Linked DNA regions of Mus musculus: region 2 is linked to region 1. A link is a contact called in ENCODE POLR2A ChIA-PET data. All regions are on one chromosome and are shown on one strand. The core of a region is the stretch at or near the end of the contact, and the rest is flanking DNA. Distances in the headings are between cores, read along the strand shown. Region 1 overlaps Arid5b (AT rich interactive domain 5B (MRF1-like)). Region 2 has its middle 61 kb from the start of Gm51770.

Region 1 (4,651 bases), core at 1,482-3,981:
TGGCTAATGGGGGTGGGGTGGTGCTCTTCTCTGGAGAAGACTGAAGTTTTCCTCTCTCAGTGTTCTTTAGATGCTCCTAGTTCTTTGCTTGGAGTTGGGTCCGCCATGCTTCCCCCCACAATGTTAATGTGGCCCAGTGAGGAGGCATGGGCCGTGAATCTGAGACAGAGCCATTGGGGGTTGGGGATACACGGGAAGGGCCGGAGGAAGAAAATGGAAAGAGGAAAGTAATGTAATTAAATTGTAGTTTTAAAACAAAATAATAATAATAATAATAATAAAACCTGCCCTAACTCTGAAGCAACCACCATGGACCAGAACTGTCCCCACCACAAAACCTCTGTGCCCCAAGAGATGGCTGTTCCTATAATCAGGGTCTTTAGATCTCAGCTGCACCTTGTCTGGAAGATATTAAAACTTTTGGAGTCCAGCCTGGTCTATGCTGCAAAGCTAGATTCACAATGAACCACATCACAATGAACAATTCAGAGTGGGCTTCCAGTCTACAGGTAGCCCTGGGTCCTCAGACCCGCTACCAGGAGAGACACACATAATGGAAAATTTAGACCTGAAAACTCTGCCATTATGGTCATTCTTCTTTGTACTTCTACAGTGGAGCGCATTTGTGATACATTAATAACTTTGTCTTTCTGATTCCTACACTGTACCATCTCCCAAATACCACAATTGTGTCAATGGGATCAGTGTCTTAAAGGCTGGGCTACAAAGTATACAGACTATAGGATGGAGGGTTGGCTCAATGGTTAGGAACACATGCAAGAGAACCCTACTTCAGTTCCTAGCACCCACACTGGGCAGCTGATAGTCACTGGTCATCTAGACCTAGAAGGTCTGATAATCTCTTCTGGCCTCAACAGGCATCTATATCCACGTGGCACATGTGCACACAGAGCGAGAGAGTGAGAGGGAAAGTGAGAGGGAGAGAGGGAGAGGGAGAGGGGGAGGGGGGCACATACACATATATAAATATATATAAAGTTAAAAAGATCTTTAAAACATATGTGTTAATTGTCTAGAACCAAAGGCAGTTAGCACTGCAGTGTGTAGGCCTGGCTGTACTCCAGTTTATCTACGCAGCTGGCAAGTGCAACTCCAACCATATCTTAAAGTGCTGAAATAACCAATTCTTTATTTTTTTTAAAGAAATAAACATCATATCTCATACCCAGAAGGGGCCAGAATGGGGGCTTTTCTGGTTCATATATATGGTATAAGACATGGGGAGGTACTGCTCCATAAACAGCCCTGACCATAGCCTGGATTTCTCTCACCCTAGAAGTCGTCCTTCCCAACAGAGTAATAGTTATAGAAAATGAAATTTAGGTTTTCAATTACACCGACTTTCTCTTTCATATTCAAATGTTACCCATATCCTCCAACATGTTTACAGAGTTCTCCCAGATTTCTAAATAAATACACTAAAGAAGTTCTGAAATATACACATTTTAAAGATGGCTTTGCGTGCACCAAGCTATGCCCAGATGTTTAACATTCATTCCAAATTTCTCAATAAATGAGCACGCCAGGAAAGCAAACACGAGCTGACAGTATTTAGTCTAAGTTTCTTTAAATGGTTTAACATGGCCAATAACAGTATTTCATTATCAGGCATTATTAAGGCATTTAGAAAGAGGGGTTGTGGGATATGAGGCAGAGCAGCGGATAAATATGGTTATCACAATGATAACCATACTGTTTGGGGTTTTCATAATCTGCTGTGGTAATGAGTCTTGTCTTCTGTCTTCTGAATTCCATATATATATATATATATATATATATATATGAATTTCATATACATATACAAATATATGCATGTGAATATATCTGAATATATCTATTCATAACAAATCCATGATCCCAGCTCACTGCCACAAGTGCTCATTAACAACCACCACAAACTCACAGTCAGTTCTGTGAGCTTTGAACCAGTTCCAGAACCAGGGCTACAGCAAGTGGCAGTTTGGCCTTTTCGCTTCTCTGAAAAAAAAAAAAATTTTTTTAACACCTTAAAAAATTCCCCATAACTGCTCCCTTCACACCTTTTATCTCCTTCCTAAATCCAAAATATTCACTCACTAAATCTCCAAGGTTGCTGTGTTCTTATGTAATACGTAATTTTCTTCGTGTCTCTGGTGTTGGCTTGTGAAATGCCTTTAATTAAAAAAGCTAAAAGCTCTCTAAATCTGGATGGCAGACTCATTTCCAGGGCACTCAGGCATGTTGTCTAATTTTAAAACTCTGACAGGATACATGTAAATTTATGCAAGTTTCACAAAAGTCACAATTTCCTCCTTGAATTCAAGCTAAAGAAACCGCCTGCAGCCCTTTCCAGAGCTGTTTACTTTACTGGAGAGCTCTTTTTTTCTTTTTTTTCCCCCCATTGTGTTGGAGGTAATTATTGTGAAGATATCTCCTGTCAGCTTCCTGTGGATCCAGTCAGAAGGAAGGAGTTAAATTTCCCTGATTATTGATCAAACAGACTCTTTGATCCCCAAGCTAAAACTATGAAACACCACTTGGGGGGAGGGGCTTGAGGATATTATCATGCAAATTATTTTGGTTGACAGTAATTAAGAAATTATATGTTAAGAAAAATCAGTAATTGTTCACATGAGTCATTAATGTGTTTTCGTTCTTTGTAGAATGTTCTGGCACGCCCTTCCTTTCTTGCTTTAAATAAGCGAGGAGGGAACACACAGTATTTGCAGCTCAGCAGAGCACCATATTAATAGAAAGTTTGCTTGGAAGAGCAGCTTTGTGGAACCCCAGACCTGGTTCTTTGCCTTTCTCCATACTGTCCTTCACCCAAGAACTGTCTTTACAAAGCTGGGGTAGGCTGTTTGAGCATCTGAGGCAGGCTCACCCATGAGTGGGGACTGTTCCCCCTCCCCCCCTTCAGAAGGTCATAACCATTGGTCTCAACACTTAGGAAATCTACACAGAAAAAACCTACACACTCAGGGACTCAGAACTAGCCTAGCCACGGGCCATTAAGCAGTTCCAGCTAATTCCATGACTCCCTAGAAACAAATCTTCGCTTGGAACTCAACCTTTGCCAACGTTTGCTTTGGAGAGATTTTTTTTAGATCCACAGGAAAGAGACTCCAAGCGGATGATGGGAGGTTTGAGACAGGCTCCCAGGTGATGGGTACACCTTGGAATGAACTCCAGTTAGCTTATAAATCATTGATCCCTGGAAGAACGCAAATGAAAATCACGCTTTTGTTTTTTTGGTTTTTTTTTTTTTTTTTTGAAAGGCAGCCTCAAGTACTGACATGTGATACATAATAGTCTTAAACCAGTTCTGACATAATATCTCTGGCAGCTCTAATAACCACAAATGATTGCTTTAGTTAAGAACTAGCCAGGAGCAAAATAGAGCCATGTCGTTTGAGCCATAAATACCTCAACAATATTTTATGCCACTTTGTAAAAAGTTAAAGGAGTTTTATAATAATTAACAACAACAACCAAAAAAAAAAAAAACCCACGCCTTGTATGGACACTGTGAAAGCTTATTTCATAGTCCCAAGGCTGCCAGTGTGGTGAATTATGTAGGCACCAGAGAAGCATTAAGGAGAAATAATAGCAACTTAAATGAAGGCTGACGTAATTCATGATAAACAGTCATTGGAAAATATTACAGTGTTGTCTTTCTTTCTTTCTCTCTCTCTTTTTTTTTTTTGAGTGGGTTTAATCAGAAGAGTATGACCATAGTCTAACATAAACCACTTCCCTTTTCCACTGTTAGTAGTTGGAATTCTGGCATTTGCCCTAGCTAGCTGCAAGGTTTTTATTCACCATAATTGCTGAATCCAGACCCTCAACACCTCTGGGGACCTTAACAGTGTCAATTTGGAATTCTGATTGATGGAGGAGCTTCCAAGACAAAGCCCCAAATCTCTGAGCTGCGTGGTTGGTCCAAAAGTGGGGCTGAAATGGGAGGGTGGCATAGCCAGGGTGCTTTAAAGAATACATATCAGCAAGGGTGGCTAAGGACTGCCCACACTGAAGAATGACTCTATTGTCCCTTCTAATAGAATCTGTGAGGTGGTGTCAACCAGCCACCTATCCTGATAAGAGCAAACCTTGGCCCCAGATTGTTCTGGGTGAACTGTAAGTATAGCAACACACAAAGACGTAAACACAGTCACAGCCCAACCTGCCAATCTCATTAATACCGAATGTCACCAGGTCAGGGCCAGAAGGCGTGATCATACCACAGAGTTGTCACAGAGATGGCTAGCTCTGAAGGTGAATTAAAAGTTGTCACCTGCTGTGGAACCCCTGATTAGGAGCAATAGCCCAGGAGAGAGTCTCCCTCAGATATGGGGAGGCAGGACACCATTTAACTCTCCGGTGCTCACCCTATTTCTGGGAGTTTAACGGGAAGACATAATACACGATTATGTCAGCAAGGCCTTCCAGCGTCAAGTTCGTTGAAACGTCTTTAAGTCAAATATTGATTAGCTGTGCCGAGGCAGGAAAGGGAGCCTACAACAGAAAGCAGAAAAATCTTACATTTTCTTCCCACCACTGGCTTCTATCTCAGCCATGAGCTGGCCTTTGCAAAGGCTATTAAGAGCAACTAACGTGATTCTTTTTTTTTTTTTCCTCTTCCTCTACTTTT
Region 2 (4,651 bases), core at 1,429-3,928, 76 kb before region 1:
AAAGTATTTGCAAAGAAAATCAATGAGCCTCTACCAGACATGAAAAGATTATATTATTATTGTTGTTGTTATTGTTATTATTTTGTATTTTTTCCCTAAGCAACACGGAGAAATGGCAATTTTACATAGCATTATGTTATATTTGATATTATAAGTAATCTAGATGGGCTGGCAAGATGGCTCAGCAATTAAGAACAGCACTTGTGATTACTTCCCAGCACCCAGGTCAGGTAGATTCTAAGACTGACTCCAGCTCCAGGGGAACCGGATGCCCTCCTCTGGCCTCCGTGGGTACTGGCACTCACATGTAAACACCCTTCACACACACATACACAGAGTTAAAAATGAATACATTTTAAAAAGTCACTTAGTGATTATTTCAAGTGTGCAGGAGGGCATATGTAGTGATTTACAAATACTGAGCTGTTTGTACTAGACTCCTGATTATCTGTCAGTTTGAGCATCCTAGGGTGGAGGAGGTTCTAAAAACAATCCCCTGGGGACCTGGAGGGGTGGGTCTATGTAGGTGAATATATTTGTCCAAACTCATTCAGTTGCAATGCTCTATGTCTGTACTTCTTATCACCTCTGCCTGCTTCCTTGGTGATCCCCTAGAGGCGCTTTGTAAATGAAATGAAGCCTTTGGGTGAAGGCCCATGCACTTATTTTCCCAATAAAATGAACACTTGGAATTTGCTTTTCCAAATGGAGACTGTATAGAGCAAGCCGGTTCAGCATGGAAATCCTGAGTAGTGGTTAGGGTGCCTTTTCCCCTAGGAGAGTTAGGAATTTATCCTAGTGTTTTCTTTAAAATCTTTTCAGCCAGAAATTCCACTAAGAGTTCATCTGTCCATTGCTTGACATATGGGCTCAACCTAATTTTATTCCAGATGGGATTTTATTCTGTATATTATTTTGTTAGTAAAAAATTTAGTTCCTACTATCCTGATATGTCTGGAATAAGCTTTTCTTGGGCACGGTTTAATATTATTTTAATATAGTTTGAATAAATAATTTGTGTATATAATTTCATCTATTTATGTAAACATGAGTGCATCTGTCTGAATGTATATACCTGTGAAAACATCTGCCTTTGTAGCCGGGATCTTACTAAGCTTTCTGCATCTTGGCAATAAGATGACAGAGAACTCATAAAGAACGCTTTACCCATTCCTAGTCTTCAGTTCTTTGAAACGGTTCTAAAACTATACAAACCTGGTGCTTTTTGGACAGGAAATATTTGCGTGCCAAGCAAATCTTTAATTCTATGGGCTTCAGAACATTTTGTTAGTTTTTTTCCCCACCTTAGGAAAAAAAATATGTTTTAAAAATCCCAGTTCTCTAAGCTTGATTCTAATAAATTAAACCATCCGTTGGCTCTGTTTTCTTTGCTAACACTATTTATTGAGAACCTCTCCTTGTATTGTTTTTCCTCTTTTTTGTCTCATTAATTCTCAAATTGCCTTAAAAGGCTGAGACCTGGAGGTTTTGGGAGGATTCAGTTTGGGGAATTTTAGGGCTGAAGAGGGGGATGATGGAGAAGAGTCTAGACAAAATGACCGGATGAAGGCTTAGCCACCACGACAGGGCCGCATGTCTCATCCTGACAGGTTAGCAAGATCTCAATAATGCCTTGTTTTTTCACAGTTGTCAAGTACAGATACATGTCATGTTTACCATTTGTTTACTTTTCATTTTTGTGGAAATAAGTATCGTACTTATGTCGTGGATTTCTATGAGGGCTAATGATGAATGGAGACCTCTGCCCCTCCCCCAATCCAAAACCAAACCAAACCAAAGCAACGTTTTAAGCAGTGCGGGTAGTGTGCATGGTCAGATCATTAATTACTCCAGTCGTCACTGCATCAGTGAAGTGACAGGCCCAGGCTTGAAAAAAACACCAAAACATGGTTGTCAGTAGACTTAACTATACAAGATGCTGTGCCCCACCCCGAGGGCCTTGCTACCGGGCAATCTATCTCATGTTGGCGGTTCTCTCGGCTCTACAGTGAATGATAAGCTGCCATAGAATGAAGTAGGGTGACTTGAATGTGGCTGTATCTAGCACGTTACAGACTTTCTGAAAACTGAGTTTATTCTTCCCATCATTAGATTTAACCAAAAAAGTCGGGCTGGAGCCAGAGGCCATACCCGTGAGCACCTCCTAGTGGTTGCTTGTTCAGTGACTGACTTACTCCTTAAGTGAGAATTTAACTCCTGCAGTGTGTAAATCCACAATGAAATAGAGCATCACCATTCATGAATTAATTTCTTCTTTCTTTTTTGGGGGGGATGGGGAAGGAGAGGCACAGTGTCATTGCTTTACTGTGTTGGGGAGACACGGAATATCTGCAGTTAGTGTAGCCAAAGACAGATTGGCCATCTGGCTTTTCTAGATCTTCATTGTCCCGTTTGATATCCCGCTACATGTGGCTCCTCAAATGTAACGGACAGAATTCAGCACTCAGTTCCCTTGTCACAGTGGGCACATTTTAGGGGCTCAGTCACCACACTGGCCGTGAGACATGATATTGGAAAAGACTTCCATAAACATTTCTACCACCCCACCCCCGGGAAGTTATACTGGACAGTTGGATCCCACAGCGAGTCAGTAACAATGAATGCAGTGGGGATTCTGAGAAGAGACCTGAGTGACCACGAGGTGGCTGGCTGAATGCCTGTGGTTCTGACCTATACACGAGGCAGCTGGCTGGATGCCTGTGGCCCTGGAAAAACATGATTAAAAATAGTCTGCTATTTCAACAGATGCTTCACAATGTTAATTCTGGTAACTTGCCCAGAGGTCCTTGAATTCAGGAATTCTGAATCCATGTAGCACAAATTAATGCAATTCATTTATCTATCTATCTATCTATCTATCTATCTATCTATCTATCTATCTATCTATCTATCTATTTATTTATTTATTTATTTATTTATTTATTTATATTTTTGTAGATCAACCTTATGGCTCTCTCTTCTCTTACCCCACTCCTGACCACTGGTCATTTCCAGCTCTTCCTCTCCACTTAGGCTTACTGTAAATAACCACTCAGACCCTGATCGCTATCAGCTGTAAAACATTTGTTCTCTTTGGCCGTTTTCCTGGAATGTATCATTAGGTATTTTCATTGCTTTTGTGCCCCAAGTGAATCTTTACCAAAGGTATTGTCCCGTTCTGACAACATTTACCAAGCAAACCTGATTTAAAAAAAAAAAAATCATGAAGTTTCCTGTTGTGCTTGAATCTCATCTACAGAGGCTCAGTGTGGTGCAGAGGGATAGATATCCTTCTGCTGTATGCAACCAAGCCACAGTACAGGATGAGATAGACGTGGGTCAAAGTCATGGTCAGAGGACCATGGGGCTAAGGGTCCTTCCCGTTAGAAAAGGGATGGCAGTCAGGGAGGAGAGGGTGGGAAGCACAGCTATGTTGTCACGACTCTTGCTGGCCTTGTAGTCCATTGGAGAGTCTATTCTAATGAGAAAAGGGGTCCTGGATTATCTTTTTATCTAAATGGATGCTCCCCCCAAGCCCCTGTCCCACACGTCCATTGTTGTAGTGGCATGCATGCTTGCCTCCAAATTGATTTCTCCGGTCTACTCAAAGCCTATCCCGATGATGTGATATGGCCTCAAGCCTCAACTGTCACCGGAATCCTCCCCTGACCCCATTCCTGCCCTTCCTGCCTTATCTCCGAGACTCCTCAGGAAAGGAATCCGTCGGTCTGCGTCACGGATGCCTCATTTCGACTGCTGGCAAGTTGAGTTGGGCCAGGGGCGAGCCCACAGGCTTTCGGGGAAAGACCCAACATCTTTATCATCTCTACCCAATGGACGCTATTGATACCGACGTCAAGTTCCTGCATTTTCAACCCCTGTGCTCTTTCTTCCAAGTCCCTCAGGGATGTGGCCATCCAGTCTACCACCCAAAACGTCTGCCACTTCTATGTTAGGCTGCACTCTGCCTGTCTCCACTCGGCAGCTCTTTGTGAATGATGTCAGTGTGGACAACCTAACTCGGTGGTCTCCCTGCTTAAACCTCTTCTTTTGGTCAGGACAATGACCAGAGGCTCAATCTGGCCTACTTAGATGGTCTCCACCATACTTTAACCTCACCTAACCACATTCATTCATTGTTGTCTGTTAATCATGCCCTGTAAGCTATCACCCTCAGACCCTGTTCAATTACTGTAAATTCAACTCATTCCTGCTTCGGGGCCTTTAAATATGTGCTCTCTGATGCTTAAATTACCCTCTCCCAGTCCACTCTAGCTAACTCACGCTTATCCGTTCAGTGGTGACTTCCTCTTAGGTATCACATTAGTCATCAGACTCCTCCCCCAGAACGAGGTCACCTTGGGCTGTTAACCTTATAAGGGTAAATGACTTCTTTCCAGTGAGACTTTTAGGCTCCACTGGGAGCCTCTTTCCATTTCCATTGTGTTCCCAGTTCCAAACAGCAAAGCCCTGGCAATGGAGGTATCTAGGTACATTTGTTGACTAACTCAACAAACAGTAACTTTATGTGACCTGGCAGCTTAGGAAATGGGAGACATTTAGCATCCTGCCTGCCCTCCTCCTCCTGTCCCTCCTCCACCCTCCCTAGCCAAGTTCAAATCTTGACTCTATCATTTGTTAGTCAGACACT

What was found. ChIA-PET counts read pairs that join two places held with the same protein, here RNA polymerase II (POLR2A).
Region 2: POLR2A ChIA-PET joins it to region 1 with 11 read pairs in embryonic stem cell. The contact joins two enhancer-like sites. POLR2A ChIA-PET finds 5 or more read pairs at or near these places in 2 of 5 experiments (Patski and embryonic stem cell).

Annotation. Positions count from the first base shown.
Region 1 is chr10:68,163,245-68,167,895 of GRCm38, forward strand. The region is part of intron 4 of Arid5b (AT rich interactive domain 5B (MRF1-like)); the gene reads right to left. The region is part of intron 1 of Gm51770 (a long non-coding RNA gene); the gene reads left to right. Among named protein-coding and RNA genes, the nearest start is that of Gm51770, 14 kb to the left of the region's middle. Within about 2 kb of position 2,732, at least 1 of the 3 ENCODE cell types and tissues checked has a DNase peak (open chromatin) inside an H3K27ac peak, as active enhancers do.
Region 2 is chr10:68,087,665-68,092,315 of GRCm38, forward strand. No RefSeq gene overlaps it. Among named protein-coding and RNA genes, the nearest start is that of Gm51770, 61 kb to the right of the region's middle. Within about 2 kb of position 2,679, at least 1 of the 3 ENCODE cell types and tissues checked has a DNase peak (open chromatin) inside an H3K27ac peak, as active enhancers do.